Regions from separate parts of the Homo sapiens genome. Here region 2 is linked to region 1. A link is a loop called in an ENCODE intact Hi-C map of the cell type or tissue named here. Cell type or tissue: heart left ventricle. All regions are shown on one strand. Each heading gives the region's core, and the rest is flanking DNA. Links, peaks and the distances in the headings are about the cores only.

What was found. Hi-C counts contacts between places; a loop is a spot of excess contacts. Peaks named below come from ENCODE experiments on the same cell type or tissue, not always from the same donor. Only the 100,000 strongest peaks of a DNase experiment are listed, where the experiment ranks them.
Region 2: it touches region 1 in a loop (3-fold over the local background); 35 of 110 quality-filtered maps call a loop at or near these places.

What each region holds. Positions count from the first base shown.
Region 1 is chr17:38,976,858-38,992,130 of GRCh38, forward strand. No RefSeq gene overlaps it. Among named protein-coding and RNA genes, the nearest start is that of FBXO47, 17 kb to the left of the region's middle. In heart left ventricle, for the core only: a CTCF peak has its summit at 6,452 (motif pointing right); no DNase peak of the experiment used is centred there; H3K4me3 peaks cover 559 bases; H3K27ac peaks cover 2,427 bases.
Region 2 is chr17:39,049,520-39,064,792 of GRCh38, forward strand. PLXDC1 (plexin domain containing 1) reads right to left here. Exons shown (of 14, transcript NM_020405.5): 14 at 13,794-15,273. It also overlaps the pseudogene LRRC37A11P and the pseudogene RDM1P5. Among named protein-coding and RNA genes, the nearest start is that of LINC02079, 30 kb to the left of the region's middle. RefSeq lists a silencer at 7,342-7,581. In heart left ventricle, for the core only: no CTCF peak of the experiment used is centred there; a DNase peak (open chromatin) is centred at 7,482; H3K4me3 peaks cover 1,700 bases; H3K27ac peaks cover 1,924 bases.

The DNA of each region.
Region 1 (15,273 bases), core at 3,258-11,257:
CAGTGGCTCACACCTGTAACCCTAGCACTTTGGGAGGATGAGGCAGGTGGATCACTTGAGTCCAGGAGTTTGAGACCAGCTTGGGCAATGTGGTGAGACCCCTGTCTCTACAAAAGATTAAAAAATATTAGTCGGTCCTGGTGGTGCACGCCTGTAATCCCAGCTACTCGGGAGGCTGAGACAGGAGAATCGCTTGAACCCAGGAGGTGGAGATTGCGGTGAGCTGAGATGGCACCATTGCACTCTAGCCTGGGCAACAAGAGCAAAACTCCATCTCCAAAAAAAAATTACCACGTGCCTGTAGTCCCAGCTATTCAGGAGGTTGATGTGAGAGAATGGCTTGAGGCCAGGAGGTGGAGGCTGCAGTGAGCTTAGATTGCTCCACGGCACTCTCCAGCCTGGGTGACAGAGTGAGAACCTGTCTCAAAAAAAAAAAAAAAAAAAGTCTGGTCTCATTGGCTCATGCCTGTAGTCCCAGCACTTTGGGAGGCTGAGGAGGGAAGATCTCTTGAGCCCAGGAGTTTGAGACCACCCTGGGCAATGTAGAGAGACTCTGTCTCAATTAAAAAAAAATATATATATATACATATATATGTGTATATATATACATATATGTGTGTATATATATGTGTATATATATATACATATATGTGTGTATATATATACATATATGTGTGTATATATGTGTATATATATACATATATGTGTGTATATATATGTGTATATATATACATATATGTGTGTATATATATGTGTATATATATACATATATGTGTGTATATATATGTGTATATATGTGTGTGTATATATATGTGTGTGTGTGTGTGTGTGTATATATATATATATATACACACACACACACACACACACATATATATATTTGAAAAAAAAATCATCTCCACAAAGGATACAAAAATTTAGCCAGGCATGATGGCATGTGCCTGTGGTCCCAGCTATTGGGGAGGCTGAGGTGGGAGGATTACTTAAGTCCAGGAAGCAGAGGTTGCAGTGAGCCATGATCATGTCACTGCACTCTAGCCTGGGTGACAGAGTGAGACCCTGTCTCAAAAACAAACAAAAAAAATGCAGTTTTTAGACAAATACAATTTAAAATATTTGGAGATGTGATTGTAAATAGGTCTAAATAGGCTCAAAGTCCACTAAACGTGGTTGTTAAAATTTATTAGATTCATAAATAGAATATTAAGATTTTTAACCTGAATTTGGAAGCATAAGGGAAAACTTGGATTTTAATGTGTAAGTCTAATAAACCAAATATTAAAAGGAAAAAGAATATGTTGCTTAAAATTATCATAGGCAAGTGACAGAAAATCCCAGATTACAGTACTTTAAACAAGATAGAAGCTTATTTTTCTCACATAAAGTCCTCGGATAAGCAGTCAGGAGTGGTGTGACAGCTCCACAATCATCTGAAACCCAGGCTCCTTCTATCTTGTTGAGCCGCATCCTCAACCTGTGGCTTCCACCTCATGGCCCAAGGTGGCTGCTTAAGCTCAAGCCATCATGTGCACATCTCAGCCGGCAGGAAGTGGGGAAGAAGGGACCCCTACACACATATACTTCAAAGACCAGAACTTAGTCACATGGTCACTACCAATGGGAAAATATTTTGGAAGGCCCTGTGCCCAGCTAAAAAATAGCGGATTCTACTATTATATAGGAAGACAGGAGCAGGGCACAGAGGCTCACACCTGTAATCCAGCACTTTGGGAGGCCAAGGCAGGTGGATCATTTGAAGTCAGGAGTTTGAGACCAGCCTGGCCAACATGGTGAAACCCCGTCTCTACTAAAAATACAAAAATTAGCTGGCCATGGTGGTGAGCACCCATAATCCCAGCTACTTGGGAGGCTGAGGCAGAATTGCGTGAGCCTGGGAGGTGGAGGTTGCAGTGCGCAGAGATTGTGCCATCGTACTCCAGACTGGGCAACAGAGTGAGACTGTGTGCCAAACAAAAAAAAAAAAAAGAAGGGAGGAGCAGATATCAGGGTATGACAGCAGTCCCTGTAAAAGGTAAGCACATTTTTCATTTTTCATACATTTTACCTTCTGTTTCCCATTCCTTAATCAATAGCCTTTTAATGTCTACATTAATCTAACAACAACCTAAACCAATTTCCTGTTGTTCTTGATAGAGAAGAAACATAATTGACTTATGTCTTTTATATAATTGAAAACAATTAAATCTACTTCTAACTTCCCTTCTTTAGACAAAGTAGTTTCCTTTCTAGCTTGACTTGCTTCAAGTTTCCAAACCTTATTCCATCCTGAGATATTTCTCATCTTTTATTGATGTTGCTTTACTTTGGTCCCTAAGTTTGTTATCTCTTTTTCCTACAAAATTATACTTGTTTAAATTGAATTGAATTGAAATATAGTGACTTCATCCTATACTTTCGTTTATTTACTTATTTAAATACTAAGAGTAAAGCTGAACAATTGATGGGTTTTTAACTTCCCTTTTGTCCTCCTTGGTTTTTTTTGTTTTTTTTTTTTTTGAGACGGAGGATGGAGTCTCACTCTGTTGCCCAGGCTGGAGTGCAGTGGCACGATCTTGGCTCACTGCAAACTCAGCCTCCCAGGTTCACGCCATTCTCCTGCCTCAGCCTCCCGAGTAGCTGGGACTACAGGCGCCCGCCACCACGCCCAGCTAATTTTTTGTATTTTTAGTAGAGATGGGGTTTCACCATGTTAGCCAGGATGGTCTCGGTCTTCTGGCCTCGTGATCCGCCTGCCTTGGCCTCCCAAAGTCCTGGGATTACAGGCGTGAGCCACTGCAGCCGGCCTGTCCTCCTTGTTTTTATTAAAAAGACGGATTTTTTTTTCTTTCTTTTTTTTTTTTTGAGACGGAGTTTCACTCTGCCAGCCAGGTTGGAGTGCAATGGCACGATCTCGGCTCACTGCAACCTCCACCTCCCGGGTTCAAGGATTCTCCTTTCTCAGCCTCCTGAGTAGCTGGGACTACAGGTGTGCGCCACCATGCCCAGCTAATTTTTGTATTTTTAGTACAGACAGGGTTTCACCATGTTGGCCAGGCTGGTCTCGAACTCCAGACCTCAAGTGATCCACCTGCCTCACCCTCCCAAAGTGCTGGGATTACAGGCATGAGCCACCACACCCAGCAGAATATTTTCTTTTTACTCGTTATTTTTAAAGACTAGTCAGGTGAATCATAAAAGTTGCTAGCAAACATAATAAGGCATATTCAAGTGATTTGCATGGGGTAGTTAGAAAAAATGTACTGCTGGGATTACAGGCATGAGCCACAGTGCCCAGCAGTATATTTGGGAGGCGGGCAGATCACTTGAGTCCAGGAGTTCAGAGACCAGCCTGGGCAACATGGTGAAACTCCATCTCTACAAAAATTAGCTAGGTGTGGTGGTGCGCACCTATAGTCCCAGCTACTTGGGTGGCTGAGGCTGGAGGATTGTTTGAGCTTGGGGGTCAAGGCTGCAGTGAGCTATGATCACAACACCGTGCAGAGCAAGACCCTGTTTCAAAAAAAAAAAAAAAAAAGAACAAGAAAAGAAAAGAAAAAAATATATACTAACCAAAAATAAAAGAATGTACAAACTAAGGCTATGTGGCACTTGGGGCCGTCTCACATGAGAATGTGACATGGTGACAAGATTTCATCCAAAAACATGCTTTGGCAGAGGAATGGTTTTTAGGGTTGGAAAAAAATTCCTCATTTTTCAGACAAGGGCACCAAGGCCCAAGGAGGTAAAAGCCTTTCCCAAGGTTTTCCACCCCAGTATCCTGGCATGAAGCCAGTTTGTGTAATTACATCTGGATCATGTCAAATTTTGTCTGGGAAAGTGCTATCTTAAAAAGTCAACTATAAAATCATATGTGCTGTATTATCCTATTTTATGAGGGAAATGTACATATAAGTATATAAGAGACTGGAAAGGATGGTGACACTATTAATATGTCAGCAGTAGTTATTTTTGCACTGCAAGATTAAGGGAGGTTCAAGTTCTTTTTTCTTTTATGCATTTCTGGGTTTTCTAAGCTATCTCTATCCCAGCCTATGTTATTTGTGTCGTTAGAAAAAATATTTAAAATATGCACTGTTGTATATTATTTTACCACAAATGGAAGAGATAGAGAAGGGTTGGAAAGTAGTTTTGGATATTTTTAAGTGGGTGTCATTATAAACTGAAAGACGGCAATAAATAAGTGTATTCAGATATCTAAGCCAGTTAATAGTTTTGTCTGGGAAATTAAGAGACAGAGGGACAAATAGCACAGCCGTGAGTAAGCATTACCTCATTTTCCCAAAATCTTTTCCTGACTTCTTTCAAAAGAAGTGCACTGCCCCATGTTAGTTTTTGTTTTGTTTTGTATTTTTTTGAGACAGAGTCTTGCTCTGTCACCCAGGCTGGAGTGCGGTGGCGCGATCTCGGCTCACTGCAACCTCTGCCTCCTGGGTTCAAGCAATTCTCCTGCCTCAGCCTTCTGAGTAGCTGGGATTATAGGCGACCGCCACCATCACGCTCGGCTAATTTTTGTATTTTTAGTAGAGATGGGGTTTCACCATGTTGACCAGGCTGGTCTCAAACTTCTGACCTCAAGTGATCCATCTGCCTCAGCCTCCCAGACAGCTGGGATTACAGGTGTGAGCCATGGCGCCTGCCTGCAAATTTAAACTACAATGTGATACACTGACAACACTAAATGCTGAAGGATGTGGAGCAACAGGAACCCTCATTCATTGCTGGTGGGAATGCAAAATGGTACAGACACTCTGGAAGACAGTTAGGTAGTTTGTTTTTTCTTTCTTTTCTTTTTTGAAAAATTTTTTGTAGAGATGAGATTTGGCCATGTTTCCCAGGCTGCTCTCGAACTCTTGAACTCCTGAGCTCATTTTTTTTTTTTGAGACAGCATTTTGCTCTGTTGACCAGGCTGGAGTGCAGTGGTGCGAGTATAGCTCACTGCAGCCTGGAACTCCTGGGCTCAAGTGATCCTCCCACTTCAGCCTTCCAAGTAGCTGGGACTACAGGAAATGCCACCATCCCCAGCTTAGTTTGTCAGTTTCTTACAAAACTAAATATACTCTTACCATATGACCCAGAAGTCATACTACTTAGTATTTACCCAAATCAGTTGAAAACTTATCTACACAAAAACCTGCATACAGATGTTTATAGCAGTTCTATTCATAATTGCCAAAACTTGGAAGCAACCAAGATGTCCTTCAGGAAGTGAATGGACAAATAAACTGTGGTGCATTCAGACAATGGAATATTATTCAGTGCTAAAAAAAAATGAGTTATCAAGCTATGAAAAGACATGGAGGAAACTTAAATGCATGTTACTAAGTGAAAGAAGCCAATCCGAAAAGGCTACATACTGTATGACTCCAACTACGTGACATTCTGGAAAAGGCAAAACTGTGGAGACAGTGAAAAGATCAATGATTGCCAGGGATTGGTTAGGGGGAGATAGAGGATTTTTAGGGCAGTGAAAATGCTCCGTATGATACTATAAAGGAACTCTATGATACATGTCATTATACATTTGTCAAAACCTATAGAACGGCTGGGTGCATTGGCGCACGCCTGTAATCCCAGCACTTTGGGAGGCCGAGGCAGGTGGATCACTTGAAGTCAGAAGTTTGAGACCAGCCTGGTCATCATGGTGAAACCCAGTCTCTACTAAAAATACAAAAATTAGCTGGGTGTGGTGGCACGTGCCTGTAATCCCAGCTACTCGGGAGGCTGAGGCAGAAGAATCGCTTGAACTCCGAAGGCAGAGGCTGCAGTGAGCTGAGATCGCGCCACAGCACTCCAGCCTAGGTGACCAGAGCGAGACTCCATCTCAAAAAACAAAAACAAAACAAAATAAAACAAAAATTAGCTGGGTGTGGTGGTGGGCGCCTGTAGTCCCAGCTACTCCGGAGGGCTGAGGCAGGAAAATCACTTGAACCCGGGAGGCGGAGGTTGCAGTGAGCCAAGATCGTGCCACTGCACTCCAGCCTGGGAAATAGAGCAAAACTCCTACTCAAAAAAAAAAAAAAAAAAAAAAAAAAGGATAATTTAAATAAAATATTTTTTCTGTCCTATTAAATACTTCTTATGTTCTATTAAATACTTCTTATCAGACCTCATGAGTGCATCACCAAAGACACTTATTGAAGCAAATTCTGTGTGAATAGAATTGGCAAGTCAGTCACTGCAAAGCACTAGACAAGTATGAAAAATACTCCCATGTGGGAAAAACTGCTAAAAAATTAATTTCCAGATGGTCAAAGTTCAGGCTTGACTCATGTGGAATTTTTTAAAAATCAAAAACACTGAAACTTGGAAAACCCAGAAAACTATAATTCTTATTAGTTGACTGAAATTACTAAGTAAACAAGCCACAGTATCGAAGAGCTCATTACTGTTACTGAAGAGCTCATTTTCAAGGAGAAATGTGTGCTGCAATTCTCCCAGAAGGTGGCAGCAGAAAGCTGTATACGACAATATGATTTTTCAAATGAAGCGGGGGGATATCCTAAAGGCAGAAAACTGGAAAGCACTTTAGCTGACACAGAACACTCTCATTTTACAGATGAGAAAGCTGAGTTCCAAAGAGATTACCTGAGTTTCTTAGGCAAAATTCTTCATTGAAATAAATTCCCTGAGGCCGAGCATGGTGGCACACGCCTGTAATCCCAGCACTTCGGGAGGCCCGGGTGGGCAGATCACCTGAGTTTAGGAGTTTGAGACCAGCCTGGCTAACATGGTGAAACCCCATCTCTACTAAAAACACAAGAATTAGCCAGGCGTGGTGGCGCACGCCTGTAATCCTAGCTACTCAAGAGGCTGAGGCAGGAGAATCACTTGAACCTAGGAGGCGGAGGTTGCAGTGAGCCAAGATCAGCCATTGCACTCCAGCCTGGGTGGAAGAGCAACGCTCTGTCTCAAAAAAAAAAGAAAAGAAATAAATTCCTTGAGAGCTGGGAGCAATGGCATGCACCTGTAGTCTAGACCCAGCAACTCAGGAGGCTGAAAAAGGAGGATGGCTTGAGCCCAGGAGTTCTAGGCTATAGTGCACATAATTGTGCCTGTGAATACACTGCAAATTAAAACCTGGGAAATATAGCAAGACCCTGTCATAAATAAATAAATAAATAAATTCCTTGAAATATGTCACACTATGCAGATTTCACTATGCATATTATGCTCAGTGTAAGCAAAATTATTTTTATTTTTGGAGACAGGGTCTTGCTCTGTCACTCAGGCTGGAGTACAGTGGCACAAATCATGGCTCACTGCAGCCTCAATCTTATAGGCTCAAGCAATCCTCCTGCCTCAGCCTCCCAAAGTGCTCGGATTACAGATGTGAGCCACTGTACCTGGCTGCAAATTTAATTAGACATAAAAATATAATATTAAGTTATGATAGAAAAAGCTTTGGGATATTTCCAGAACTTCCCCTCTCTCCACCTTTTTTTTTTTTTTTTTTTTTGAGACTGAGTCTCCCTCTGTTACCCAGGCTGGAGTTCAGTGGTATAATCTTGGCTCACTGCAACCTCTGCCTCCCAGGTTCAAGCAATTCTCCTGCCTCAGCCTCCTGAGTAGCTGGGATTACAGGCACCTGCCACCACACCTGGCTAATTTTTTGTATTTTTTAGTAGAGACAGGGTTTTACTATATTGGCCAAGCTGGTCTTGAACTCCTGTCCTCAGGTCATCTGCCCACCCTAGCCTCCCAAAGTGTTGGGATTATAGGTGTGAGCCACCGTGCTCTGTCAATCTGTCAATTTTTTTTCATTACAAAGTCAAAGACAACCAACCCAAAATTTTAAAAGCTCATATTACAAAACGAAGAAACACCAAAGCAGTGTTATAAAATTTGTGTTACATTAAAAAAATTTATGTTTAATAAGTTAGAATTCCAAACCAAGGAATACATTGCAATATAACTGTGCCAGTCATAAGGTAATAATAGGACATATGAAATATTAATTCACAGGGCACTAAAGAAAGTGTGTGGGCTGGTATTGGGACATATGCTTAAGGCTGTATAATGAATATCTTCATTTCTTCTTTTTTTTTTTTTTCAAAGCAACAACATAAAGTTGTAGGGATATCTTCATTCTTGCTCATTTTTGAGACTGTTGTGCTCTCATTTGGAGATGACGTCAAAGTTTGAATTTGATGACCCTTTGTGACAATGGGGGCTCAGCTAAGCAGCTCTCTGGACTCCCATTATAATAAGCTGTACATACTTTCTGATGTAATAGTAGAGATACTTGGTACTTTATCCTAGAAAAATGTTTTTATTATCAAACATGACAGGCTACTTATGTGGCTGTATTTTATTTATTTTATTTATTTATTTTTTGAGACGGAGTCTTGTTCCATCACCCAGGCTGGAGTACAGTGATATGATCTCAGCTCACTGCAACTTCTGCCTCCCAGGTTCAGGTGATTCTCCTGCTTCAGCCTCCCGAGTAGCTGGAATTACAGGCATGCATCCCCACACCCGGCTAATTTTTGTGTTTTTTGTAGAGACAGGGTTTCACCATGTCGGTGAGGGTGGTGTTGAACTCCTGGCCTCAAGTGATCCGCCCTCCTTGGCCTCCCAAAGTGCTGGGATTATGGGAGTGAGGCACCACGTCTGTCCTGAGGCTGTATTTTAGGTATTGTTCCTTTGTTAACGTTGGAAAATGGCCGAGGAAGCTAATGGGCTGCACGCAGCCAAAGGACATAGTGGCCCGGTTTGTACCCTTCGAGGTACCTGAGGAGCCTCAGTAAAACTTTACCCCGAAAAGGGCCATTTTCTCCTTTTAGCCACTTGCATAAAGAAGAATGATAGTTTACTATGTATTGAAATTGTCCATCACAAGTATTTTTTCTGAGGGTTATGGTCATCACACAGCACCACAAAGGCATTAGGAAAAGAAGCAGTCTAGACAAGTCCAATCAAGTAGATGGCCTTGGTGTTGACACTGAGCCAGATTTACAAATAAAGCCCAAACTTAAACAACAACAAAAAAACTATATTGTTAGGAATGTCTTTTAAAATTACATTTATGGCCAGGTGTGGTGGCTCATACCTATAATCCCAGCACTTTGATAGGCTGACATGGGAGGATCACTTGAGCCCAGGAGTTTGAGACCAGCCTGGGTAACATGATGAAACCAAAAATGTTACCAAAAAATGTAAAAAATGAACTAGGCATGGTGGCACCCACCTGTAGTCCCAGCTACCTGGGAGGCTGAGGTGGGAGGATCACGTGAGCCTGGGAGGTTGAGGCTAGAGTGAGCCACGTTCACGCCACTGCACTCCAGCCTGGGTGACAGAGTGAGACCTTGTCTCAAAAAAAATTATTAAATATTGAAGAGATCAAAATAATATTTGCAAAATATATAAAGTAATAAAGAATCATGATACAATGGACCCTTATGTATTCCCCACCACTCATGTAAGAAACGTGAGGAACAACATCATTGTGAACTTTGAAGTCCACTGGGATTCCCTCCTAGGTCCCCTCCCTTCTTTCTCTCCTTGGAGGTAACCATTATCCTGAATTCATGTTTTTAAATTCCTTTGTTTTTAATTATAGTTTTACCACATGTGTTTGTATTCCTAATATTTATATGTATATAAGTGCTTAAAATTTTAACAGAAATATAGCATGCATACAAAATCATGCATGTTGGCTGGGCGCAGTGGTTCACGCCTGTAATCCCAGCACTTTGGGAGGCCAAGGCGAATGGACCACCTGAGATCAGGAGTACGAGACCAGCCTGACCAACATGGTGAAACCCTGTCTCTACTAAAAACACAAAATTAGCTAGGCGTGGTGGTGCACACCTGTAATCCCAACTACTTGGGAAGCTGAGGCGGGAGAATAGCTTGAACCTGGGAGGTGGAGGTTGCAGTGAGCTGAGATCGCACCACTGCACTTCAGCCTGGGCAATAGAGCGAGACTCCATTAAAAAAAAAGAAAATCACGCATGAAAAAAATGATTTAAGGCTGGGTGTGGTGGCTTATGCCTGTAATCCCAGCACACTGGGAGGCTGAGGCAAGAAGATCGCTTGAGCTTAGGAGTTTGAAACCAGCCTGGGCAACATAGCAAGACCTCGTCTCTACTGAAAAAAAAAAAAAAAAATTAGCCTGGCAGTGGTATGTGCCTATGGTCCCAGCAACTTAGGGTGCTAAGGTGAGAGAACAGCTTGAGCCCAGGAAGTCAAAGCTGCAGTGAGTTATGACCATTCCACTGCCCTCCAGCCTGGGCCACAGAGGGAAACCCTATATCAAAAATAAAATAAAGGGTCGGGCGCAGTGGCTCATGCCTGTAATCTCAGCATTTCAGGAGGCCAAGATGGGTGGATCCTCTGAGGTCAGGATTTCAAGACCAGCCTGGCCAACATGGTGAAACCCCGTCTCTACTAAAAATACAAAAATTAGCCGGGTGTGGTGGTGGCACGCCTATAGTCCCAGCTACTCCGGAGGCTGAGGCGGGAGAATCGCTTGAACTCAGGAGGCGGAGGTTGCAGTGAGCACAGATTGTGCCACTGCACTCCAGCCTGGGTGACCAAGTGAGACTAGGGAGACTCCCATCTCAAAAAAAAAATTAAAAAAAGTAATTAAAAAAAACAATAAAATGAACACACATGAATCTTTTGCCAGTCAAGCAAGAGAACATTGTCACGTTCAGGGAGCCCATGTGCCACTTCTCCAATTGCATCTCCTTTCTTCTTCCGAGAGAAGAATACTATCTGGAATTGTACTAACCACTTTTTATAGTGTAAAATATACACAACATGAAAGTTAACATTTTAACCACTTTTTTTTTTTTTTTTTTTTTGTGAGACGGAGTCTTGCTGTGTTGCCCAGGCTGGAGTGCAGTGTCGCAATCTCGGCTCACTGCAGCCTCCGCCTCCCGGGTTCAAGCAATTCTCCTGCCTCAGCCTCCCGAGTAGCTGGGATTACAGGCATGCGCCACCAAGCCTGGCTAATTTTTGTATTTTTAGTAGAGACGGGGTTTCACCATGTTGGCCAGGATGGTCTTGATCTCCTGACCTTGTGATCTGCCCACCTCAGCCTCCCAAAGTGCTGGGATTACAGGCATGAGCCACCGCACCCGGCCAACCATTTTTAAGTGTACAGTTCTGTGGCATTAAGTCCATTCACATTGCTGTGCAACTATGACTACCATCCATCTCCAGAACTTTTTCATCTTCCCCAAATGAGACACTGTATCCATCAAACAATAACTACCCAATCCTGCCTCTCCCCAGTCCCTGGCACCACCCATTCTACTTTCTGTCTCTGTGATTTTGACTGCTCCAGCTACCTCATATAGGTAGAATCATTCAATATTTGTCCTTTTGTGACTGGCTTATTTCACTTACTGTAAAGTTGTCAAGGTTCATCCATGTTGTAGTATGTGTCAGAATTTTCTTCCATTTAAAGGCTAAATAATATTCTATTGTAGGTACACCCACATTTTGTTTATCCATTCATCTGTTGATGGACATAGGTTGTTTCTATCTCTTGGTTATTATGAATAATTGTGCTATGAACATGGATGTCCAAATACCATTAGAGTCCTTGCTTTCACGTCTTTTGGGTATATACCCAGAAGAGGAATTACTGGATGATGTGATAATTCTATGTCTAATTTTTTTTTTTTAATTTGAGATGGAGTTTCATTCTTGTTGCCCAGGCTGGAGTGCACTGGCATGATCTCGGCTCACTGCAAACTCTGCCTCCCGGGTTCACGCCATTCTCCTGCCTCAGCCTCCCGAGTTGCTGGGACTACAGGCGCCCGCCACCACGCCCGGCTAATTTTTATTTTTATTTTTTTTGTATTTTTAGTAGAGACAGGGTTTCACCACGTTGACCAGGCTGGTCTCAAACTCCTGACCTCAGGTGATCCGCCTGCCTTGGCCTCCCAAAGTGCTGGGATTACAGGTGTGAGCCACAGCGCCTGGCCCTATGTTTAATTTTTTGAAAAACTGCCACATGGCTGCATCATTTTACTTTCTTTTTTTTTTCCTTTTTCTTTTTGAGGCGGAATTTTCACTCTTGTTGCCCAGGCTGGAGTGCAATGGTGCAATCTCAGCTCATTGCAATCTCCACCTCCTGGGTTCAAGTGATTCTCCTGCCTCAGCCTCCCAAGTAGCTGGGATTACAGGCATGTGCTACCATGCCCGGCTAAGTTTTTGTATTTAGTAGAGACGGGGTTTCACCATGTTGGCCAGGCTGGTCTCAAACTCCTGACCTCAGGTGATCTGCCCACCTCGGCCTCCCAAAGTGCTGGGATTACAGTCATGAGCCACTGCGCCCGGCCCTATGTTTAATGTTTTGAAAAATTGCCACACTGGCTGCACCATTTTACATTCTTACCACCAATGTGCAAGTGTTCCAATTTCTCCACATCTTCAGTAACAACTTGTTATTTTCTGTTTTCTTGACAATGGCATCCTAATGGGTGTGAAGTGATAGCTCATTTTTTTCTTTCTTTTTCATGTTTTTGGTGATGCTTTGTTTTAATTATCATTATGGTTTTGATTTGTATTTCCCTAATGATAAGTGATGTTGAGAACATCTTTTTTCTTTGAGACAGAGTTTTGCTCTTGTTGCCCAGGCTGAGTGGCAATGGCATGATCTCAGCTCACTGCAATCTCCACCTCCCAGGTTCAAGCGATTCTCTTGCCTCAGCCTCCCAAGAAGCAAGCCCGCTGCCATGCCCAGCTAATTTTTGTATTTTTAGTAGAGACAGGGTTTCACTATGTTGGCCAGGCTGGTCTTGAACTCCTGACCTCAGGTGATCCCCCCAGCTCAGCCTCCCAAAGTGCTAGCATTACAGGCGTGAGACGCTGCGCCCGGCTGAGCATCTTTTTTTTTTTTTGAGACGGAGTCTTGCTCTGTCCCCCAGGCTGGAGTGCACTGGCACGATCTCGGCTCACTGCAAGCTCTGCCTCCCGGGTTCACGCCATTCTCCTGCCTCAGCCTCCCGAGTTGCTGGGACTACAGGCGCCCGCCACCACGCCCGGCTAATTTTTTGTTTTTTTTTTTAGTAGAGACAGGGTTTCATCGTTTTAGCCAGGATGGTCTCAATCTCCTGACCTCGTGATCCGCCTGCCTCGGCTTCCCAAAGTGCTGGGATTACAGGTGTGAGCCACCGCGCCCGGCCAGCATCTTTTTATGTGCTTATTTTTCAGTTGTATATCTTCTTTGGAGAAATGTCTATTCAAGTCTTCAGGTTGTTTGCTTTTTTGTTGTTGTGTTGTAAAATTCTTTATCTATTCCAGATATCAATTCCTTATTAAAGAAATGATTTGCTAATATTTTCTCCCATTCCAAGGGTTGCCTTTTCACTTTGTTGTTAGTGTTTTGGGGTTGTTTGCATTTTTGTTTTTTTGAGACAGGGTCTTGCTCTGTCACCCAGGCTGGAGGGCGGAGGCATAATCACGTCTCACTGCAGCCTCAACCTCCCAGGCTCAGGTGATCGTCCCACCTCAGCCTCCCAAGCAGCTGGGACTATAGGCACATACCACCACACTCGGGCAATTTTTGTGTTTTTAGTAGAGATGGGGTTTCATCATGTTGCCCAGGCTGGTCTTGAACTCCTGGGCTCAAGTGATCCGCCTGCTCCAGCCTCCTAAAAGTGCTGGGAGTACAGACGTGAGCCACCACACCTAGCCTTGATAGTGTCTTCTGATGCACAAAAGTTGCTTAATTTTGGCAAAATCTAGCTTATCTATTTTTTTGTAGTTGTTGTTTGTGTTTTGGTGTCATATCCAAGAAATCATTTCCAAATCTGATGTTACAAAGTTTTCCCGTCTTCTAAGATCTTTAGTTCTTTGACTCACTTTTTTTTATTTTTTATTTTTATTTTATTTTATTATTATTTTTTTGAGACAGAGTCTTGCTCTGTCGTCCAGGCTGGAGTGCAGTGGCGCAATCTTGGCTCACTGCAACCTCTGCCTCCCTGGTTTAAGCGATTCTTCTGCCTCAGCCTCCTGAGTAGCTGGGATTATAGTCGCACGCCACCACGCCCGGCTAATTTTTGTATTTTTAGTAGAGACGGGGTTTTACCATGTTGGTCTGGCTGGTCTGGAACTCCTGACCTCGTGATCTGCCCACCTCGGCCTCCCAAAGTGCTGGGATTATAGGCATGAGCCACCGCGCCCGGCCTTGACTCATTTTTAATTAATTTTTGTACATAGTAAGGTAAGGGTCCAACTTCATTTTTTTTGCATGTGGATGTCCAGTTTTTCCCAACACCATTTGTTGAAAAGACTGTCCTTTCCCCCACTGAAAGGCCGTGGCATCCTTGTTGAAAGTCGTTTGACTAAATATGCAAGGGTTTTTTCTGGGCTCTATTCTATTCTATTGGTCTATTTTTCTGTCTTTATGCAGTACCATAATCATTCTAAAAATAATTTTTACCTCCTATAGAGTATCTCTAACCTGTTTATTATTTAATTTTGTCTCATAAATTTTTTCAGTGGAACCACACAGTATATATACTCTTGTAGCTTGCTTCTTTATTGAATATTGCATTTTCACAATATTTTTGCAAGACCCCCCGATACAGTTTGCATTTTTGTCCCTACGCAAATCTGTGGAATTGGAAGAGTGGCCTGGTAGTAGGTGATTGGATCATGGAGGTGGATTTCCTCCTTGCTGTTCTTGTGATAGTGAGTGAGTTCTCACAAGATCTGATGGTTTAAAAGCGTGTGGCACCTCCCCGCTTGCTCTCTCTCTCCTGCTCCGCTGCAGTAAGAGGTGGTTGCTTCCCCTTGGCCTTCTGCCATGACTGTAAGTTTCCTTAGGCCTCCCAGCCATGCTTCCTATATAGCCTGTGGAACTGTGAGTCACTTAAACCTCTTTTTAAAAATACATTATCCAGTCTCAGGTAGTTCTTTTTTTTTTTTTTTTTTTTTTTTTGAGACGGAGTTTTGCTCTTGTTGCCCAGGCTGGAGTGCAGTGGTGCAATCTCACCTCACTGCAACCTCCGCCTCCTGGGTTCAAGCGATTCTCTTGCCTTAGCCTCCTGAGTAGCTGGAATTATAGGCATGCACCACCATGCCTGGCTAATTTTGTATTTTCAGTAGAGACGGGGTTTCACCATGTTGGTCAGGCTGGTCACGAACTCCTGGCCTCAGGTGATCCATCTGCCTCGGCCTCCCAAAGTGCTGGGATTGCAGGCATGAGCCACCTCGCCTGGCCTCAGGTAGTTCTTTACAGCAGTGTGAGAATATGGAGGGTCTTTCATATCGATATATGTAGCTAAAAC
Region 2 (15,273 bases), core at 2,550-10,549, 72 kb after region 1:
TGCTGCACTCCAGCCTGAGTGACAGAGCAAGACTCTGTCTCTCAAAAAAAAAAAAAAAAAAAGTAACCAAACATGATGGTGTGCATCTGTAGTCCCAGCAACTCAGGAAGCTGAGGTGTGAGACTAGCTTGAGCCCAGGAGGTCAAGGTGGCAGTGAGCTATGATTGCACTATTGCACTCCAGCCTGGGCAACAGAGTAAGGCCCTGTCCCAAAAAATAAATTTAAATTTAAATTAATACAAATTAAATACAGTTTAAAAGTCAGCTCCAGTTGGATGTGGTAGCTCACACCTATGATCCCAGCCCTTTGGGAGGCCAAGGTAGGAGGATCGCTTGAGGCCAGGAGTTTGAGACCAGCCTTGCTGACATTGCAAAACCCCATCTCTACTAAAAATACAAAAAATTAGCCAGGCGTGGTGGCGGGCGCCTGTAATCCCAGCTACTTGGGAGGCTGAGGCAGGAGAATCTCTTGAACCTGGGAAGCAGAGGTTTCAGTGAGGCGAGATGTGCCGTTACACTCCAGCCTGGGCAACAAGAGCAAAAGTCCGTCTAAAAAATAAAAATAAATAATTTTAAAGGAATATTTGTCAGAGGATCAGAATAGAATGTACTTTATTTAACAGCCTTTTAGTTTAATTTATAATTTGCAAATATTGAGACAGATGGCCTGTGGCATCCATCTGTCCTCTTGCCCTGAGCTGCACGTCCAGACTTGACTCATAGGCCCCAGCTTGGGTTTTCCAGTTCTTTGAATAGGTAGGAATCTACCCAGGGCTCATGTTTTTCCCAGCTGTGGGGCTGGGGTGGAGGGTCCCTCTGGTACCCCTTTGAATGCTGCAGAAACCAATTTCCAGCATGTGGTCCTGGGCTATGGAAACCTCTCCTTCTGCCTGGGACTCTCACTCTCCAGAGACGAGTTCATTCAGGTCATCTGAGGCCCCTGAAGATTTTTGGCCACAAATGGTTCCTCATAAAGTGGTGCCCCCAGGATGTTCAGCCTCCCCACAACCCCTGCAGGCTTCCTATCCCAGGGTGCCATGTGCTACTGCCCTGCTGGGAAGAGAAGTCTGGAGGGGCACAGGGCAGCACTGCCAGCTTAGAAGCCCCTTGTCCTTTCTTTCTGTCAGATCCTGCCGCCCTGTTCCAGAGGGAAGAGTGGTCTGTCAGTAACAAAATTTCTTCTGTCTTGCCCCTTTTTTGCTACAGTTGGTAGAAATTCGTCCCAGACTTCTTTGGTAACTAATGATGTTGGGATGTTGTGGCCTTCACTGGGAGGAGACAGGTTGTCAGGTCATCCATTTCACAGATGGTTGACCCGATGCCAACCATAACAGGCAGGTCTCCTTTGGCTGCAAGTGACAGAAACCCAATTCAAACCTGTTCTGTGAGTAGGGACATTTCTTGAACCTCAGAATTGAAGGAAGGGGAAGGGTGTGTTTGGGTCCCAGAAAGGGTGAACCGTGGGACTAGAATCCCATCCAGCCTCTACTCCCTCTTCACGGAGGCTTAGCGCCTCAGATGGGTTGTGTACTCTGGCCCAGCACCCACAGGCTTCCTGTGAGAAGCTGAGCAGCTTTACTTGCTTCCACTTCCAAATGTAGTGACTGGCACACAAGCATTCCTATGCCTATGGGGGGAGTGGCGGGGGACAGGGCCCTGGGACTGGCAGCCCCCGCTAAAGCCCCATGAGGGAAGGAGTTCCCCCAAAGGCAGTGCTGTTCTCAGACAGGAAGGGAAGAGTCAGTGCTCTCCACTCTGTCCCGCCTGGCCATTTTCCTCACAGATGTCACCTGTCCTTCCAGGCCCAGCTGCTATTTCTGCCTGACGTTTGGCCAATTTGCATGGTTAAAACCAGTGTATTTCCAGGAGATGGATGATGTTACAGAACTAGGGTTCCAGAAGGCTGGGGTGGCCCGGCACTCCCGCCTTCTTTAGAACACGGAGAGCTATTAGTTAGACAGGGCTGAAGCGTAGGTGGCGAGGAAGAGGAGGCTCCTACTGCAGATGGCCTTGTTCTACTGGTCCTCCCAGAAATTCCTGGGCCAGCTGGAACCCGGGGTCAGAGAGGGATGGGAGAGAGGTAGGCTGTGAAAGGGGATGCGAACACACCTTCTGGAGCCACTGTCTTCCTTGAGGGGACCCCGAGAGGGGGCTTAATGGGCAAGGATGGAGCTTCCTGCTTCCCGAGGCTCAGCGACACCTATCTCTGAGCGACCCTCCTGAGTTAGTGTGGGGTAGTCAGTTGTTGTTTGCCTGAAATTCTAATTTAACAGGGGATCTTGTAAATTTTATTTGCTGAATCTGTTAGCTCTGGGGGTAGGAGGATGAGAAAAGCAAAAGAATGGCCCCAAGCTCAGGCCACTGTGGAGTGAGACAGAACAAGAGACCAGAGAGGAAACAAGCCCACCAGGGTAGCCATCTTGTCCAAGCAGAAACCGCCTGACACCTGAAGGCGGTGGATGGAAGAATTCAGGCCTCTGCCCCCTCAGCAGCATACACCTAGTTTAGGGGAAGGACATACCTTCCCTCAGTGACAGAAATAGCCCCAGATTTTCAGTCTTTACAATCTATACATCTGACAAAGGACTAATATCCAGAATCTACAATGAATTCAAACAAAGTAAGATAAAAAAAAAACCCATCAAAAAGTGGGCTAAGGACATGAATAGACAATTCTCAAAAGAAGATAGACAAATGGCCAACAAACATGAAAAAATGCTCAACATCACTAATGATCAGGGAGATGTAAATCAAAACCACAGTGTGATACCACCTTGCTCCTGTAAGAATGGCCATAATAAAAAAAAATCGAAAAACAGATGTTGGCGTGGTGCGGTGATCAGGGAACATTTCTACACTGCTAGTGGGAATGTAAACTAGTATATCCACTAAGAAAAACAGTGTGGAGATTCCTTAAAGAACTAAAAGTAGAACTACCGTTTGATCCAGCAATCCCACTACTGGGTATCTACCCAGAGGAAAAGAAGTCATTATTTGAAAAAGATACTTGCACACACATGTTTATAGCAGCACAATTCACAATTGCAAAATCATGGAACTAACCCAAATGCCCATCAATCAACGAGTGGATAAAGAAACTGTGGTATATGTATATAATGGAATACTACACAGCCTTAAAAAGGAATGAATTGACAGCATTTGCAGTGACCTGGATGAGATTGGAGATTATTATTCTATGTGAAGGCCAGTGGAGGAAAGGCCAGAGGGCTAGCAATGAAGGGGGTTCTGGGCATTGCTCTATATGGGAGACTCAGCAAGAACTGGGTCACGTGTGTGGAGAAGTTACTGAGTGTGAGGCAAGAACCATGTCTTTTTTCTCCACAGGGTAGAATGGAGGTTGCACTATTCGGGCCGGCCACTCTCCTACTGGCTGACAGGATGCTGCCCGAGATGAAACAGGGTGTGTGTGCACCACGGAGTCAGTCCAAGACTCCTGTTCTCACTCAGGGATTCTTCATTTCTTCTTCCTATTGCCTCCACTTCATGTTATTTTCTTCCCTTCCCATTTACAAGTAAAACTGACCAGAGCCCCAGGAATAAATGGTTTTCTTGGCTTCCTCCTTGCTCCCATCTGGACCCAGTCCCCTGGTTCCTGTTGGTCATTTGCAAACCAAGAGGACCACAATAAACAAATCTCTATTTTTTTTTTAAATATTAAAGCATTCACTCTGCAAAGAATGTGTCAATTTATTCATTACTAATTCTATGTATATTTGAGTACATAAGACAGTAGGAGTGTACTAGGTACGAGAAGGAAGATAGAACTATTTTTCTTGAGGTGTTCATAATCTAGGTGGAGAAGCAGAGACATCCACAAACATTACAAGAGATTATTAAATGTATAATAAAATCCGTATTTATTGCTTTGAAACAGTATTGGCGTCCAAAAATTCCTCCGAAGAACAATTTTTGAAGTAAAACAGAAAGCTCAGAAGTAGGCAATGGGTGAGGCTAAGGGTCTGGTGTTGGGGTGGAGAAAGTAGTGATGGGATGGAGAAATAGTAGCAGATGACAATGATTTGGGGGTAATTTGGGAGAATAGGCTAGGATCTAGATGATTTAAAAAAAGGCTTCTCTGAACAGGATCTGGTTTGCTTGGAGGGTGCTGATGTGGAGTAGAACATGTTTAAAGAAAAGGCAAAGGCAGAACAGCGACAGTTGAAGGAATATCCAGCATAAAGCCACCATCAGTAGTGTCTGACCAAGCTGGGGTTTTATCTTGGACCCCTCGTTTCTCTACCTCTGAGCCTTAACAGCTTCTACCATAAAAGGAGAGATTTGACTATTCAGTGGTTCCTAGACTTTTGTTTTTCACAGGTCATAAAGTGTAAAAAAAATTAAACCTGAGATTTTAAATTTTTAATTATAATATCCAAGTAAGAGCATTAAAGCAACTATATTTATCCAACTATCCTCTATTTATCAGCATCTTTTTATAAAGGGAGGTCATACTTGTAGGAGAATGGAGTGGAATCTATTTTATTTTATGAAATTATTAAAAACCTAATTATATTTTCCATATTGTCCTCATTTTGTAGAGTAGGGGTGGAAACTTCATCACAGCATGGGTCTGAGGACCATTATTTAGAAACCACAAGAGACTTGTCCTGCAGGGTCTCATCTGGCTTTGACATTCTAGGATTAAAGTAAAGAGCAGTAGGACCCACTTTCCCTCTTGTGTTACTGAAACTGCCTTTACAAAAATTATGACAATTCCGACCTAACTGACTCCATCTTGCTTCTAACCTCCAAACTGCCCTTGCTCATTCCTGGGCACAGGCCAAGCTGACTATGGGAGGAATTTAGTTTATTGTTTAACTTTGAAACAAAGATGATAATCCCTTCCTAAAACAAATCACCTCCTTGCTTGGGAATCAGACGTCCCTTGTAAGACTAACAAATTAGCCACAAGATTAGATATTATAGCTCAGGAATTATGTAACCAGAGGCCACAAGATTTCAAACCTACCCAATTGCTCCTATAGATAACATTGTTGTAGGCTGGGCACAGTGGCTCATGCCTGTAATTCCAGCACTTTGGGAGGAGGGGGGTGGATCACTTAAGGTCAGGAGTTCAAGACCAGCCTTGCCAACATGGTGAAACCCTGTCTCTACTAAAAATACAAAAATTAGCCGGGTGTGGTGGCAGGCACCTGTTACCCCACCTACTTAGGAGGCTGACGGGGGAGAATCGCTTGAACCCAGGAGACGGAGGTTGCAGTGAGCCAAGATTGCGCCACTGCCTGGGCAACAGAGGGAGACTGTCTAAAAACAAAACAAAACAAAACAAAAAAAACCCCATAACATTGTTATAGTCTCAGCAATGCACCAAGATTTAACAGTCGCTCCTTGTCTGAGATAATGCGCCCCAGAGTTCTTTGTCCTACCTCCAAGACAATTAAGGAGAGCAGACACAAAGGTGAGGTTAGAGTGAAAGTTTAATAAGCGAAAGAAGAAAGCTCTCTGCCAGCAGAAAGGGAGTCCCACACGGGTGCCCCTATGAGGCTGATGTCCAGGGTTTTTAAAGACTGGGAAGGGGAAGGAATGTGGTTAGTTGCCCCAGGACCACTCAGGAGCTGAAATGATGATTCCTAGATGCTGCTTAGCTTGGCCCAGGACCAATCACGAGCTGAAATGATGATTCCTAGATGCTGCTTAGCTTGGCCCAGGACCTATCAGGAGCTGAAGTGAAAGCTTGGCCCCGGACCTATCAAGGGCTGAAGTGATAATTCACAGAGGCCAAACTTATAGTCCAAAAAGGAAAGTAGAGTGTCCACTGGAACCCACTGGAGCCCACTGTAGCCACGCCCACAAAAGGAGAAGAAACTTTGTCCTGGGAGGCCGCTGACTATACAAAGGACAAAGACATTTCTATGCCAGGTCTTGTTCCTTTATGTGAGTGAGATGGAAGTTTGTTGAAGTTTTTATCCAAATGGACCTGAGGTTTTTCTATCTGTGCAGCCGTGGGCATGTCTCCAGGCACAACACCCTGTGCCTGTTCCCTTATGGGTGCCTGCAGCTTGAATGTTTTCCCAGGCTGCTTTTTCTGTTGTGTGGGGATGAGGCACTGACCTGTGGGCCGGGAGCTCTCTGGGGACCCTTCCCTTGTTATCTACCTAAGGCAAGCTAACTAACTCCTTTCAATATTACTATTGTAAAACCTAAGGGCCGGGCGCGGTGGCTCATGCCTGTAATCCCAGCACTTTGGGAGGCCGAGGCGGGTGGATCACAAGTTCAGGAGATCGAGACCATCCTGGCTAACACAGAGAAACCCCGTCTCTACTAAAAATACAAAAATTAGCCGGGCGTGGTGGTGTGTGCCTGTAGTCCCAGCTGCTGGGGAGGCTGAGGCAGGAGAATGGCTGAACCCGGGAGGCGGAGCTTGCAGTGAGCCAAGATTGCGCCACTGCACTCCAGCCTGGGCAACAGAGCAACACTCCGTCTCAAAAAAAAAAAAAAAAAAAACCTAAGATTGGCGTTCTAGGTATTTTTCAGACCCTGTATTCTGATGGACCAGCTGGGACCACTCAGATTGGCAAACTGGCTCATCTGGTCTTGTGGCCCCCAACCAGGAATTCACTCAGCACAAGAACACAAGTTTTGACACCCTATGATTTCATCCTTGACCCAACCAATCAGCATTTCCCACTCCCTAGCCCCCAGCCTGCCAAACTATCCTTAAAAAACCCTAGCTTCCAAATTTTCAGGGAGGCTGATTTGAGTAATAATAAAACTCCAGTCTTCTATTTAGCTAGTTCTGTGCTTATTAAACTCTTTCTCTATTTCAATAATGCTGTCTCAGTAAATCGGCTTTTCTGGGCAGTGGGTACAATGAACCCATCAGGTGATTACACTGCTCTACCACGTAGCTGATTATGACACCTACCCCTCTCAGACACTATCAGCTCCAATTTGGACCTATTCTTTGAATTTTTTTTTTTTTTTCAAAATTGATCTCTACTTCTCATTCAAACCTCCCATCTCCCACATCATCTGACCTCCACAAGTTCACGTACACAATTCCCCAGAATCACGTAGGACAACTAGGAAATTCTTTTTAAGGATTTCATGCTAGACTGTTAATAGCTTAGTGAGTTATACTTTTATTTGAATATGTTAAACTCCTTAAAAAAAAACCTCTTAAGTCAAAAGATTGCATCTTTCATGGTTATTTCCCACAAGCTCAGTAGGTAGTGCTAATACTTAGTACCCTAATCTCCAGCAGGAGTGAAGATGAAACTGGCTGCTATAAATATGTCCCTACCCTTTCATGCTGTCAGGCCATTTTGGGACTGTACCCTAAACATGCACTTGAATGGAAGTTCTAAACTCAGGGATCGTGGCGGTGTGGCTGGAGGACAGGAACAGGCTCAGAGGCCGGCCCCAGGTAGGAGGGGCGAGGGAGCGATCCGGGCGCCGCCCCTCCCCTCGCCTGCGCCTCTTTTTTTAAAAAAAGCGTGGGCGTGCCTTGCGCAGGCGCAGTACTGCGCGAGCCTTAGCCGCGCAGGCTCAGCGAAGGGAGGCTGGCGGATCTGCTACCTTTTGCGGTTCCCACCAAGAGTGACAAAACCTTGCTAGTGTGGGAGCTGAGCTCTGGACCCACGGCCGACGCTTTGCATGTGAGCCTGGGCCAGGGTGGAGGGAGGGATGGAGAAAGCCGCCCACCTGCTAACTGGGAGTTCCAGAGTCCTGCTTCAGCACCTCACCTGCCTCAGCCTCTGCTGAAGGACTCTTTTTTTTTTTTTTTTTTTTTTTTGAGACACACTGTTGCTCTGTTGCCCAGGCTGTAGTGCAGTGGCGCGATCTCTGCCCACTGCAGCATCCGCCTCCCGGGTTCAAGCGATTCTCCTGACTCGGCCTCCGGAGTAGCTGGGATTACAGGTGCCCGCCACCACACCTGGCTAATTTTGTATTTTAGTAGAGGCGGGGGTTTCACCTTGTTGGCCAGGCTGGTCTCGAACTCCTGACCTCAGGTGATCCGCCCGCCGTGGCTTCCCAAAGTGCTGGGATTACAGGCGTGAGCCACCGCGCCTGGCCCGCTGAAGGACTCTTAATTCTAGAGGGGACCCCAGCAGACAGCTACCCCAAACAGATTTTTAGAGTCCCGGAGAGGTACCTCTCCAGTCAGCACATTTTACCTTCTAGGACTTCTTCAAGTTTAGGATCTTAAGAAGAAAACTTGTTGGTTAAGTGGGAAGTGTTTTGAATTGCATCCTTCTCGAAGAAGCGTTTGGGGAATATGAAGGCATGGGCGGTTTTGTTTTCTGGGCGTGAGATTTCATGCGCTTATTTGGCGTAGGACCACCCCCACAGCTTTCACTGTTCACAGCATTTTCCCAGTTTGACCTTTTGTATTCAGTCCGGGTCTTCCCAAATGCTGCAGTGGCCCATTCTGGTTTCTATGGCGTCATTAAGTTTTATTCAGCAATGGCTGTCCACGGAGCCCAAAAGGCATGCCACCGGAAGCAGCTTTTTCAGACATCTCCTGTCAAGGTGGCTCCAAATATGGAATTCCTAGCTCCGCTGAAATGAAGTGCTGAATTCAATAATAGATTAGCATTTGTCCAGCACTCTGGTTTACAGAATATTTTCAGATGCATTGCCACACTAATCTTCCAGTTCTCTGGTTTTTTTAGATTAAGAAACTCAAACTCAGGGTGGTTAATTGACTTGCTTAAGGTTCCTGACAAGAATTATGGAAGCTTAAGGTTGAACTCAAACCTACTGATGCTAAACCCCATGTCATTTTATGCTGTCCCTTTTTAAGAAATCTCAGCTTGGGCAACATAGTGAGACCCCATCTCTACAGAAAAAATTTAAAGATCAGGCTGGGCACGGTGGCTCATGCCTGTAATCCCAGCAGTTTGGGAGACTGAGTCGGACGGGTCACTTGAGACCAGGAGTTCGAGAGCAGCCTTGGCAATATGGCAAAACTCTATCTGTACTAAAAATACAAAAACATACAGTTCCCTATTGCGCTGTGCCTCAGTGGCCTCCTGTGTAGGGTAGAGGTAGCAACAGCACCCACCCCATAGATGACGATACAAGTAAATCTCCTAAAATGTGCTTGGAACATAGGAAACACCCAGTAAATGTGAGCTGCCGGCAGCACCACCAGCAGTACCATCCCAGAGTCCAAAAGTCAGTAGACCAGGACCTTTGGTTTTAAGTAATGTTTACCTCTGCCTAATTTTGTTAGTTGTGGCTCCTTCTTCACGGCTAAAGAGGGCTAAGTGCTTGTCTACAGAGGCAGAGGGAAGAGTGAGCACAGCTGGGAGGATTCTGCTCAGTCTGTAATGGGCCTGGGGGAGAAGAGCCCCAGGGAACAGAGAGGGGTGTCAGCAGCTGTAGAGAGGGGATGCTCCATCCGGGCGTGGTGGCTCACACCTATAATCCCAACACTTTGGGAGGCTGAGATGGGAGGATTGCTTGAGCCCAGGAGTTCAAGATCAGCCTAGGCAGAAAAACAAGACCCCATCTCTACAAAAAATAAAATAATTAGCCAGGCATGATGGTTCCCACCTGTAGTCCCAGCTACTTGGAAGGCGGAGGTGGGAGGATCACTTTAGCCCAGGAATTCAAGGCTGCAGTGAGCCATGATTGCATCGCTGAACTGAATCCTGGACAACAGACTGAGACCCTGTCTCTAAAAAAAAAAGAAAGAAAAAAAAAGAGAGAGAAAAGGGAGGCTCTGAGAACGGGAAGGTAGGCCCTACAGGAGGCTGCCCTTTTGGCCTTGAGGAGGGGCTCTTGGAATTGCTTAATGTTCCTTAGGAGAGCAGAGTCAGTGCACAGGTTTGCTGAGAGCAGCATCTTCATCTCTTAATTAAAAATGGGATCTAAGGCCGGGCACAATGGCTCATGCCTGTAATCCCAGCACTTTGGGAGGCTGAGGTGGTCGTATCACTTGAGGCCAGGAGTTCAAGACCAGCCTGGCCAACCTGGAGAAACCCTGTCTCTACTACAAATACAAAAATTGACTGGGTGCAGTGGCTCATGCCTGTAATCCCAGCACTTTGGAAGGCCAAGTAGGGCGGATCACCTGAGGTCGGGAGTTCGAGACCAGCCTGACCAACGTGGAGAAACCCCATCTCTACTAAAAATACAAAATTAGCTGGGCGTGGTGGTGCATGTCTATAATCCCCGCTACTCGGGATGGTGAGGCAGGAGAATCGCTTGAACCCGGGAGGTGGAGGTTGCAGTGAGCCGAGGTCACGCCACTGCACTCCAGCCTGAGCAACAAGAGCGAAACTCCATCTCAAACACACACACACACACACACACAAATACACACAAATTAGCCGTGCATGGTGGCACACACCTGTGGTCCCAGCTACTCAGGAGGCTGAGGCAGGAGAATCGCTTGAACCCAGGAGGCAAAGGCTGCAGTGAGCCGAGATCATGCTACGGCACTCCAGTCTGGGCAACAGAGCAAGACCCTGTCTCAAAACACAAAGAAACAAAACCACACAAACTTTGAGGGGGAGAGACTGAAAAAGGGGAAAGACAAGCTGGAAGGGAAGGTTCTAACCCAAGACTCTGGGAAGGTATGATGAAATTTTATTGGCCCATATTCAGGTGATTTTTTTTTCAGTGCTTTTAGCTTTGTGGAAAACTGTAGGCATAATTTAGCTATCTCTAGGGACCAAATGTAAAAATGTTTTATGAACATCAGAAAAATCATTCCCCACAAAATTTCTCTCTGGATTTCACAGTTGAAGTAAAGATTCTACCCCTCTTCCTTCCTCCCTGCACCTCTGGCCCCATCTTGGCGAAGGAAGTAATCCATTGTCCTCCATCCAAGAAGATAAATTAGATGGAGGCATCGCCTGGTGCTCTGTAAGGCTTGTGAGGAGTACTTCTAATTCTTCATGTGGGAGGGTCGCTAGTGTGAGCAGCGGGATGAGAAGGAGGCAGCAACAACTAGGACATTCTCAAGCTCCTGGGACTGTGCAAATAAATAGATGGTAAGCTCACAGTTTCGTGAGCCAAGAGCGAGGATCTGAAGTCATCACTAGGCATCTCTTCGAGGATCTCTACAGGCCTGGAGCAGTCTGTCTGTCATAATCCATAATCTGCTTCTATATTAAACTGTGGCCATGTGGTTCTGGCAACACCCTGAGGTACACAGAGAACAACCTCAGATGGGAATCCAAAAATCTGCACTTGGGGTTTTTCTCTACTTACTAGCTGTGTGACCTTGTGCAAGTCACTTAATGGTGCCTGGCACACAGGCGTTTAATGAATGTGGATCAAGTGAATAAATAAGTAAGCCACCTCCCTGAGCCTCAGTTTCCTCATCTGGGAAAGGAAAAACAGTGCTTCTCCAACAGGCTGCGATCATGTAGGTAGAATTGCTTCCTAAATGGTGCATCTCAAACTTTCATGCCCTTCACAGGAGTCACCTAAGGAGCTGCTCAAATGCAGATTCGGACTCAGTAGTTCTGGGGTTGGGGGGCCTGAGTGCTGCATTTCCAGCTAACCCCAGGGAATGCTAATGCTGCCTGGCTGGACCACACTTTATTATTTTATTTATTTATTTATTTATTTTTGTAGAGACAAGGTCTCGCTGTGTTGCTCATGCTGGTTTTGAACTCCTGGCCTCAAGCCATCCTCCCATCTTGGCCTCCCAGAGAGCAGGATTACAGGTATGAGCCACTGTACCTGGCCTGGACCACACTTTATTATACAGATTTACATTTTTTTAAAGCAGGGTCTTGCTCTGTCCCCCAGGCTAGAGGGCAGTAGCGTGATCATGGCTCAATGAAGCTTGGAACTCCTGGGCCCAAGCCTCCCGAGTAGTTCGGACCACAGGGCATGTACCACTGTGCCCAGCTAATTTTTTTTGTTTTGTTTTTGTTTTTGTTTTTGTTTTGTTTTGAGAGAAAATGTCTCCCTGTGTTTCCCAGGCTGGTCTCAAACTCCTGGGCTCAAATAGTCCTCCCACCTCAGCTTCCCAAAGTGGTGGGATTACAGGCATGAGCCACTGTGCCTGGCCCTGGACCAGACTTTAACTAGCAAGGTTCTATATTCTAAAGTGCTTTCCAGGTGCTTGAAATCATTATTTCTTCAGCCAATGGGGTGGGAGGGCTGTGCCAAGGGTAGAGGGGACCAAACATGGCGAGGGAGCTGGGGACACCCACACATGGGGATAAAGGAAAATCTTGAGTTCCTTCAGGGAAATCCTAGCTAGCCCTGAGAAGTAAATCAGCAACTTGGTAAGCAGGAAGGTAATAGTAGTCTAAAACAATAGCTGAGGAAGTTAGAGCCAGGAGATGTTTGGTTCCCCTCTCTACAAACTAAAGATAACATCTTAACGTATGTCCCTGAGTTGTTTTTCAGAAGCCCAGACCCCTCCAAAAGGGATCCGCTGGCATGTAGACCTCAGATAAACGGGTGCTGAGGACTGACTCTGACTATAGTTCGTTGTTCTAAATTTCTTCCTGAGGGACCTGGAGGAGGCCATTGCCCATGAGCCAGAGCTAACATTCTTTTCTGCTGATCCCACATGTCTAGACAAAGCTTCGCCTCCTGAACCAATCGCAAATCAGAAAATCTTTGAACCCACCTTATGACTTGTGGGTCCTGCTTTGAGACGTCCTGCCTTTTTAGGTCAAACCAACGTATAGCTTCCATATATTGATTTATGATTTTACCTGTAACATCTGCTTTCCTGAAATTTACCCCTGCCTTTTAAAATCCTTACCTGTGGCTGGGCACAGCGGCTCATGCCTATAATCCTAGCACTTCGGGAGGCCGAGGTGGGCAGATCACTTGAGGCCAGGAGTTTGAGACCAGCCTGGTCAACATAGTGAAACCCCGTCTCTACTAAAAATACAAAAATTAGCTGCACGTGATGGTGCATGCCTGTAGTCCCAGCTACTCAGGAAGCTGAGGCAGGAGAATCACTTGAACCCAGGAGGCAGAGGTTGCAGTGAGCTGAGATCGCACCACTGCACTCCAGCCTGGGCAACAGAGTGAGTGAGACTCTCTCAAAAAAAAAAAAAACAACAAAAAAACCTTACCTGCAAGCCATCAAGAGTTCATATCTTAAGCATAAGCCACCCAATTCTCCTTGCTTGGAGTCCTGCAAACAAATGCCTTCCTTTCTCTATTGCTGCAAAGTCTCAGTGTGGACATCTGGTGTTATTGCGCCAGGTGAGAAGACCTGGTTTGGTTCTATAACATTCCAATGTGCCCAGGATTGAGGAGATTCCTGGGATGCAGGACTTTGTGTGTTAGAACCAGGAGAGTCCTGGATAGAACAATTTGGTCACCCTATCGGGATAATGAAAGAGAAAGGCATGCTTTGGTCTAAGTTGCTGTGTGACCTGAAAAAGGACCAGGCAGCTGATTGCTCAGGTCCCACTTTAGACCAGTTAGTCTAGTACCTCCTATTTCACAGGGGTGGAAGCCAGCCCAGAGAAGTCCAGTGACTTGTCCACATCACCCAGCTACTCAGGGGCAGGGCTGAGGCCAAGCTCCCACCTTCCCACTCCCCGTCCAGCTCAGCACCTTCTCCATCAGTTCACGTTGTCTTCTCTTAACACATTCCTCTTGATTTGGCGAACACAGCATGTTTATTTATAAATTGGCTTGTTTGGAGCCTGAAATGTGGCATCACTGATTTTGGCTGTGAGGTGTTCACATTTTTCCTCTCTTTGTTTTGGCTCGCTAAACCATGTTTTGTGAGCAAAACCACAAAGTAATAAAAACACAATGAGGCCGCTAAAGTTGTTCAAATGCAAAGCATCCAGAAATGTGACAGCATAGACTTTCTCAGATTTATTGTATGTCCTCAGACAGTAGATAAAAATGCATGGGGTTTACTTCCAGGGATTTACAGACCAATATAAGTAAACAGCTGGGGTTTCTTTTTAGGCTGTTTCTCTTGGAGGTGGTGCAGGAGGTTGAGGAAAGCACCTCTGATGAGCAGATAGCTGGAGGCTGTTCCCACAGTCATGTCTCAGCGAAGAAGTCGGAGTTCAGCAGCCATCAGAACCAAGGTATGTGTGGTGATCTTCGGAATGCCACTCCAAATCCTTTGCACTTTCTTTTGCACACAGCAGGAGTTGTAAAAGAATGCTTCCTTTTATTATTAACACTGAGAATCCATGCAGAGAGTTTACACTAAACACATGAATACATTGTGTTTTAGAAGGCTGGGTGCCCTCAGTCCCCAGATCTTTGAATTCTACCATTAAGTTCAGGTAGGTTTTTGGAGACAGAGATTGGCCGCATCATATCTGTGACACTGACTCTTCTGGTGTAGGTTTGCTTGGCCAGGGAGTCTGAGTGCAGCCCCTGATCAGTGCTTCATGCCAATCTGTGAGTCTGTTCCAGGAACTAGAGGAGAGAGAGCCTTAGCCTTGCCTGCAACCAGATGAATGGTTAGCTTTAGTGGTGAACACTTTGCTTTTTGAATAGTGTGGTTGGCTGGCAGCTCTTGTCATTGTTTATCTCTCAATTTAACAAACCAAGCTGAAGCCTGAGCACAGCTACAACCTTGTCCAATCTCTTTAGCAACAAAATACCTGTGTGTGCATATCTTATTGCTCAAAACATTAAACAAGGCTGTATACAAACACACACACAAACATACACAGATACACTGTACAGGAGACCCCTGATAAAACACACAAATTTTAAAAATTTATTTTTAAACAAATGCAGTGGGATGATCATAGCTCTCTGCAGCCTTGAACTCCTGAGCTCAAGCAATCCTCCTGCCTCAGGCTCCCAAGTACCTGGGACTACAGGCGTGAGCCACTGCACCTGGCCATGTAGTGAAGGACTTTCTAAGCAAGACCTTGACTTGGAAAGTTGCCACCAACTCCCCAGCTCTGTGAGAAGTTTTAGGGGCAGGGGGTTTAAATTATCAAATTTAGCTGGTTTGCAGGGGGAGTTCTTTCCCAGTGATGAGTTGGGGCTGCTTCTCCCCAGAGTAAAAAATGGCAGCAAATAAATGTTAGATCACAGCCTCTTCTTAGTCATACCCATTTATACATGTCATGAGGGTCATTGCCAAAGAAAGAAGTGAGTTAAGTGTAAGGGAATCTGGTCGGGGGTGGACCAATAACCAGACTCATCCGAACGCTTGGCTGATGGTTTTCCAGTTGCTCCGTGGTTTATCCTTTGTGAAGATGCAAGTGACAATCAGAGTTGGAAACGTGGGGCCTCAGCTCTGCTTGATAAACCAGGCAAGGAAGAGCTGAGGGTGGAGTAGGGGGGTGCCGGTGGAAGGAGGGTCTG